Linked DNA regions of Homo sapiens: all the other regions are linked to region 3. Evidence: read pairs that join two places in POLR2A ChIA-PET (ENCODE). Cell type or tissue: Panc1. All regions are shown on one strand.

Region 1 (2,500 bases), 92 kb after region 3:
TTGAGACAAGATCTCACCCTGTCACCCAGGCTGGAGTGCAATGGCATGATCTCGGCTCACTGCAATCTTCGCTAGCTGCGTTCCAGCGATTCTCCTGCCTCAGCCTCCCGAGCAGCTGGGATTACAGGTGTGTGCCGCCATGCCCAGCTCGTTTTTTTTTGTACTTTTAGTAGAGATAGGGTTTCACCATGTTGGCCAGGCTGATCTCGAACTCCTGACCTCAAATGATCCGCCTGCCTCGGCCTCCCAAAGTGCTAGGATTACAGGCTGGGATCACACTGTGCCTGGCCCTAGCAGCTTTGTCCTGTGCCATCCAACAACAGATGACCGAAGTCTTTGTTTCTTAACATGCATTCCATCTGCCTTACAGTTTTGCCACCTGCAAAACAGAGGACTTGTCGCTTTTCTGGTAAGCTGGAAATGTAATCTGGTAGCAGGAGGCCTGTGGAAGCTTGCCTTTAATGGCCTTGTGTCTCTTTCATCCTGTCCTGAGAGCCGGAGAACTTGGATGTTGCGCCTAACTCAACCTTCCTGTTAACATACAGTTCTGCAGGCTCATGGATCATCAGAACCACGTCCTATCTCACGCGGCTGTATGCTTCCGTTGGTTCAGGTGTTTTTACCTTGACAGTATTTTCTCCTCGGTGGCTTTTGCGGTGGTTGCTTTTAATCAGCATTGACTCTTCAAGAAAAATATTTAGCTGCTACATCTCAGAGGAGACAGGGTGGAAAGCATCTGAGACCTGCAGGCTCAGACTTAGAACCAGAAGTGCCCTCAGAGTTCATCCGGCCCTGACCCAGCGGGAAATGAGTTCACAGAGAAGCGGGAGAACTTTGCCCCAGGCCCTGCCGTTGCTCATAACTGCCCCAGGTCCTTACATTTGCTCCAGGTCCTGCCCCAGGCCCTGCAGTTGCTCATAACTGCCCCAGGTCCTTATATTTGCTCCAGGTCCTGCCCCAGGTCCTGCAGTTGCTCTGTGTGGTGGGTGTGATCTGGAGCCCTCCGCCCATTGCTGCACCTGGGGCAGGCATTGCTAATTGATCCCAGGACTCCTTCCTGCGGAGCACGCCCTGGTTCTCCAGGCAGCCGCTGCCTGTCAGCCTGCAGTGGTTCGGGAGAGGACACCTGCTTGCCTGGTCTGTTCCAAATCTTGCTTCTCATCCCAGCACAGGTAGGGGGTGCTATGGGAAAGGGATCCTCAGCTGGCCCTGTCACTGCTCTATCAGCTGGGGACGTGGCATCCTAGTGAAAACATCATGGCCGGGCGCGGTGGCTCACGCCTGGAATCCCAGCACTTTGGGAGGCTGAGGAGGGTGGATCACTTGAGGTCAGAAGTTCGAGACCAGCCTGGTCAACATGGTGAAACCCATCTCTACTAAAAATACAAAAATTCGCCAGGTGTGGTGGCGGGTACCTGTAATCCGAGCTACTCGGGAGGCTGAGGCAGGAGAATCGCTTGAACCTGGGAGGTGGAGCTTGCAGTGAGCCGAGATCTTGCCACTGCACTCCAGCCTGGGCAACAGAGTGAGACGCTGTCTCAAAATCTCAAACAAACAAACAAACAAAAAACAAACAAACAAAGCGTCATTTATCCAGCACCCCTGGGGAACCATGCTACCTGGTGTTTTATGGTACCTGGCAAGGTGCAGGTAAAGTTGCGGCTCTTGGGCATTGAACCCGTCTTGTTTGGGGCAGCTCAGGCCCCAGGCAGGGTCCGGGTTGGCTCTCGTTGGTGTGGCCCTGGCCCATCCAGACCTATATTTCTGCCGTCCTGCAGGTGATCAATGTTGATGGGACGAAGAGGCGGACCCTCCTGGAGGACAAGCTCCCGCACATTTTTGGGTTCACGCTGCTGGGGGACTTCATCTACTGGACTGACTGGCAGCGCCGCAGCATCGAGCGGGTGCACAAGGTCAAGGCCAGCCGGGACGTCATCATTGACCAGCTGCCCGACCTGATGGGGCTCAAAGCTGTGAATGTGGCCAAGGTCGTCGGTGAGTCCGGGGGGTCCCAAGCCATGGCTCAGCCATGCAGACTTGCATGAGGAGGAAGTGACGGGTCCATGCCTGGGCATAAGTGTTGAGCTCAGGTGCCCCGACCTGGGGAAGGGCAGGACAGGAAAGGTGACAGTATCTGGCCAAGGACAGATGGGAAGGGACCAAGGGAGCTGATTAGGGAGTGGTTATGGACTAGGAATGTCGGTAACAATGGTTAGAAAGTGACTAACATTTGTTGAGCACCTGCTGTGTGCCCGGCCCTGGCCGGGAGCCTTCGTGCCCACAGTGACCCCGTCTGCAAATGTAGTTCCTTGCCCTACTCGCACTGGGGAGCAGGACGCAGAGCCGTGCAACTCACAGGTGCCAAGCTCAGGACTCCCTCCTGGGTCTGCCTGGGCTGGGCTGTGCTTGTTGCCCCTGTGGCCCACGCATGTGCACCTTCCACCTGAAAGCCAGGATCTTCAGGACGCTCCCCGAGGAGGTCGTTGTCTGGCACAATGAT
Region 2 (2,500 bases), 54 kb after region 3:
CTGAGTGCCCTCTACTCACCCATGGACATCCAGGTGCTGAGCCAGGAGCGGCAGCCTTTCTGTGAGTGCCGGCTGGGGCGCGGGGGCGAGGGTGCGGGGGCTGGGGGGAGCGGGGGCGCGGGGCAGGGGAGTGGGAGGATGCGGGGGCGTGGGGGTGCGCGGGCGTGGGTGGGGTGGGGGGGCAGGTGACCCCTCCCTGCAGAAGCCCATGCTCTGGGGGGCCCCCTCTCTAAAGGGGTACCTGCTGCAATGGAGGGAGGTGTGTGGCTGGCTGGGGGACACGGGCCTGCAGAGGACCCCTCTGCAGAGCTCATGGGGGCTATTTCAGGCTCAGCAGTGGCAAGGGGATTTCCAAGGAAGGTTGCCTCGTTTTCAAGGCCCAGAAGAAGTTGTCTGTGTGTGTGTGTATATGTATTTATATACACATACACGTATGTGTGTATATATATATATGGTTATTTATATATACATATATATGTGTGTGTGTGTGTGTGTGTGTGTGTGTGTATGTATTTTTAATAGAGATGAGAGATTTTGCCACGTTGCCCAGGCTTGTCTCAAACTCCTGGGCTCCAGTGATCCTCACACCTTGACTTCCCAAAGTGCTGGGGTCACAGGTATGAGCCACCATGCTTGGCCCTGCAAGTCGCGTATTTATCAATGAATAATCTGCCCAGAATCAGCAGTTCTCAGCCTGGGGGCCACGCTGGGTTGTGACAGAGGTCCCTGATGGGGAAATGCACCAGCTTCTGTGACAGTGGGGCTGCGGCTCTGGGGACAGTGGCCCACTCCCACAGGGACCAGGGATGGAGATTTCTGGCCAGGCCATTATGGAAGGTTTGGACTTTGAATTGAAATGTGGGGCCTAGGGGTGCCAGCTGTTCCCAGAGCAGGACACAGGAGGGTGGGGCTCTCTGGAGCTGTTTCCTGGTGAGAAAGTCGTGGTCACAAAACCCATCTACACTTGGGGCAGCATGAGGGAGGGAGAGGTTCATTTTGATGAGTTTGTTGTTCCAGTTATATCCGTATTTTGGGGCTGCTACACCCAGCTTTCCCCTGGTTTGAATGAGGTGCTGGAAGCATTTATCGAGTTCCGTTCAATTGCTGTTGGTCATAGAAGGGCTTGGGAGAGTGACAAGCTTGGCCATCCCAGCAAGAGGGACAGTGTTCCTATGGAAGCTGCTGGGTCCACACATAGCACAAAGACAAGACAAGCCTTTTGCCCAGGAGCCCATTGTCTCTGGGGTTCCCGTCACTACCACACAGGCAGGTCCTGACCCCGGCCATTGGAGCGTGGGGGGCAGCCTTTGCAGAGGGGTGTCCTTTGGGGGCTCCGAGGAGCTGGGGAGGGTGTTCTAGTCATAGGAGCTTGGTGGGAGGAAGCAGATGGGGAGATGTCACTCCATGGGCAGGTCACATCTGGGTGTGAGGGTGGCCAGGAAGGTCACGGCTGGTTTTGGGGAAATTGCAGGCCGTCTGGCCAGGCTGAGGGCCCCATGTGGACGGGCCAGCGATGAGGCAGGTGGAATGGTGCCAGCGGGGAGGTCCCTGATGCCACTTGAGGCCGATGTTTGGGCAGAGGGACACACTGGAGGCTGTCACGGGGGACGAGGCAGGATGTGACTCATTCAGAAACAAGTGACGGTCCTCTTCTGGAACCTTCTCTCACTCTGTCCTGGTTTTCTCAGTCCACACTCGCTGTGAGGAGGACAATGGCGGCTGCTCCCACCTGTGCCTGCTGTCCCCAAGCGAGCCTTTCTACACATGCGCCTGCCCCACGGGTGTGCAGCTGCAGGACAACGGCAGGACGTGTAAGGCAGGTGAGGCGGTGGGACGGGACGGGGCGGGCGGGCGGGGCGGGGCCTGGCGGGAATGGGTTGCGGCCGCCGGGGGTGCCCCAGAAGGAACCTCGGCAAACCCGTTCGAAATGATCCACTTGGCGGGTGTGGTGATTCAAGTCTGTGGTCCCAGCTACTCGGGAAGCTGAGTTGGGAGGATTGCTTGAGCCCAGGAGGTCAATCCTGTTTTGTTTTGTTTTATTTTTGCCCCAGATATTTTCCACTTTTTTACTCTCCGCCTTGGTCCTCAGGCACTTGGTGCTTCCTGGGACTGTGTTGCAGTGAGGCATGGCTCTTCTCCTCTGGGGCACCGGCTGAGGATCTTTCTTTCCAGGTGTCGGTTCGGGGCGGGCCCTTCGGGAAATCACACACGTTCAGGATGCAGCTCGCCTTCGGGGATGCTCCCGGGCCTGGGATAGCCAGTCTGGCCTCTGGGGCTGACCCTGGGGCCTGGCAAGCGAGGGGGTAACGAGAGGTGTCAGGAAAGCGCCATCCCTGGGACCAGTCCTCCCCGTTTCTGTAGCGTGATGGGGCCCAGCTTGCAGAAGGTGGTGGGGGACAGGGCCTGCTTCCTGTGCCGGTGTCCCACTCGGGAGGGCAGGGGGCTTCCAAGTGGGCTGGCTTCCACACTCAGGAACAGTCCTAAGGGCAGAGTCTCGGTG
Region 3 (2,500 bases):
TCCAGTAGAGTCTTTAGTTTTTCTGTATCCCTTCCCAAATTTAGAAACCTGACTTGAACTTTGGGCCAGTTGTAATGTGTCCTCTATGACAGGCCATCCTGGGCCCCCTTCCCTTTGTTCCTGTGGCTGGAGCCCTGAGCAGGCCCCATCCACTTGAGTCCAAGAGGCCCTCTCTCCTGGCTGCTACCATTGTACCCACCTGCTGGCCAGGCCCCCACAGGGGCCTCTTTCCTCCTGACAGTCTCATCCCCACTCAGCAGCCAGAGTGCCTTCTTTATAAATGTAGATCAGATCCTTTCACTGTATTTGTTCATCCAACACACATTTACTGAGCACCTACTGTGTGCTAGGCCCTGGTACGGGCACAGGAAACACATCAGGGAATAAAACTACACTCTCTGCTCTCCTGGAGCTTCCATGCTAGTGGAGAGAAGAAAGATACGTAAACATGTAATGAGTCAGGTGGTGATGAGTACAAAGGAGAAAAGTAAAGCAGAGAAATGGAGTAGAAAGTGCTGGCAATAGTGGGTGGTGGTGGTGGGGGGTGTGGTTTGCAATTTTCAACAGGGGTCCTCAGGCCTGACTGAGGAGCTGAAGAGGTAAGAGAGTGAGCCACGAGGCTAAGTGGGGTGAAAGAGTTGGAGCAGAAAAGGTGGGAGGATCACCAGGCATGATGGCCCCTCTCTGTAGTCCTAACTACTAGAGACAGGCTCATGCCTGTCATCCCAGCACTTTGGGAGGCCGAGGCAGGTGGATCATCTGAGGCCAGGAGTTCAAGACCAGCCAGACCAACATGGTGAAACCCTGTCTCTACTAAAAATACAAAAATAAGCTGGGCGTGGTGGCACATGCCTGTAATCCCAGCTACTTGGGAGGCTGAGGCAGGAGAATTGCTTGAGCCTGGGAGGCAGAGGTTGTGGTGAGCCAAGATTGCCCCACTGCACTCCAGCCTGGGCAACAGAGTGAGATCCCATCTCAAAACAAAACAACAAAAGCTAACTACTTGAGAGGCTGAGGTGGGAGGATTGCTTGAGCCCAGGAGTTTGAGGTTGCAATGAGCTACGATCACACCACTACACTCCAGCCTGGGCCACAGAGTGAGACCCTGTCTCAAAAAAAAAAAAAAAAAAAAGAGTCCCAGCAGAGAACAGCAAGCACAAAGGCCCTGAGGCAGGAGTGCACCTGGTGTGTTTGAGAACCCACAGAGACACCACTGTGGCTGGAGCAGGGTGAGATGTGGGAAGGGAGTGGCTAAGGAAGCTGAGAGGTCAAGGAAGAAGTGTGGTTGGAGCAGGCCCTGCAGGTGCCGAAGGCTTTTGCTTCTTTCCTGAGATGGCAGCCCTCACGAGCCCTGGAGCTTCCCTGGCTGCCATGAGATCAGGTGGAAGGGGGTCGAGGCTGCAAGTGGGGACGCATGAGTGGGTGACAGGTGGCAGTAGTAGAAGTGTAAGAAGAGCTGGGAGTCTGGGTCTCTTCTATCTTGAAAATAGAACCCCAGGCTGTGCTGGTAGAGCTGGATGCAGGGTGGAAGAAGGGAAAATATTTTTGCTGCTTAAATCCTAGCCTGGCTTCCCATTGCTCGTGGGGTGCATTCTCGATTCCTCTTCCCCGCCTGAGGTCTGACATGTGCTGGCCCTGGCTGGCCTCTCCTGTACCTTCTACCACCAGCTCCAGCTCATGGCCTGATGTGGTTCCTCCCCCGAATCCAGCGACCAGGCTGCCCTCTGCCCCAGCGCCTCCTCCGTGGATGTCTGCTCTTCCTGAACTGCCCTCCCACCGGACGGCTGCTCCTTGGTAGCAGCTCAAGTGTCCTTCCTTCCCTAAGCCAGTTTCCCCAAACACTGCAGCACAACGCCCTTCATTTCTCATGGCATTCTTCATGGCCTGTCAATGGGGCTTTTGTTGTTTTAATTTTCCGTCTTCTTGTTTTTGTTGGTCTTCCTAGAATATAAACCCCATGAGGGCAGAGGCGTTCAGCCTGACTCCAGCCTGGCAAAGCTGTCACAAATCTGGAGGAACACACACGTTCACGGGCACTCAGTTCTGTGAGGTACTGCAAGCCCTCTCTGAACCTGCAAGGTGGCCATTGCTGTCCCCACTTTACAAAGGAGGAAAGAGTGCGCGGAGAGGTTCTACTTAGACCCGCCAAGGGCACAGTCGTTCTAGAAAGTAGCAGACTGGGAGTTCCAACTTGGGCTTGCTGGTTCCAGAGCCCCTTCTGTGCCCCTTCCAGGCTGTGCCTGGGTGAGATTCTTCTCCTACCAGCACGTCTTCTTCCTGGAGGGTTCAGTGGCTGAGCTGACACCGGTGGGCAAGAGGCCCTGGCGGGCTTGTTGAAGGACTCAAAGGTGGCGTCTGGGAGCCTGGCGGGACTTTCTCCCTGTCAGCCTAGAGGCACTTTTAGAGGAGTGTGTCTGTTTCGCAGTCTTCGTGTCTCATAATTCATAACTAAGGTAGAGGGTACACATTTAGTTTACAGTAAAACCTCAAACCCACCTCC

Evidence for each region. Peaks named below come from ENCODE experiments on the same cell type or tissue, not always from the same donor. Only the 100,000 strongest peaks of a DNase experiment are listed, where the experiment ranks them.
Region 1: POLR2A ChIA-PET joins it to region 3 with 8 read pairs; 2 of 35 experiments call an interaction of 5 or more read pairs at or near these places.
Region 2: POLR2A ChIA-PET joins it to region 3 with 19 read pairs; 8 of 35 experiments call an interaction of 5 or more read pairs at or near these places.

Annotation. Positions count from the first base shown.
Region 1 is chr11:68,401,705-68,404,204 of GRCh38, forward strand. LRP5 (LDL receptor related protein 5) reads left to right here. Exons shown (of 23, transcript NM_002335.4): 8 at 1,779-1,995. Among named protein-coding and RNA genes, the nearest start is that of PPP6R3, 58 kb to the right of the region's middle. In Panc1, no CTCF peak of the experiment used is centred here; no DNase peak of the experiment used is centred here.
Region 2 is chr11:68,363,883-68,366,382 of GRCh38, forward strand. LRP5 (LDL receptor related protein 5) reads left to right here. Exons shown (of 23, transcript NM_002335.4): 4 at 1-61; 5 at 1,689-1,820. Among named protein-coding and RNA genes, the nearest start is that of LRP5, 53 kb to the left of the region's middle. In Panc1, no CTCF peak of the experiment used is centred here; no DNase peak of the experiment used is centred here.
Region 3 is chr11:68,309,643-68,312,142 of GRCh38, forward strand. It overlaps a transcript of LRP5 not described here. Among named protein-coding and RNA genes, the nearest start is that of LRP5, 1.7 kb to the right of the region's middle. In Panc1, no CTCF peak of the experiment used is centred here; no DNase peak of the experiment used is centred here; H3K4me3 peaks cover 269 bases; H3K27ac peaks cover 1,764 bases.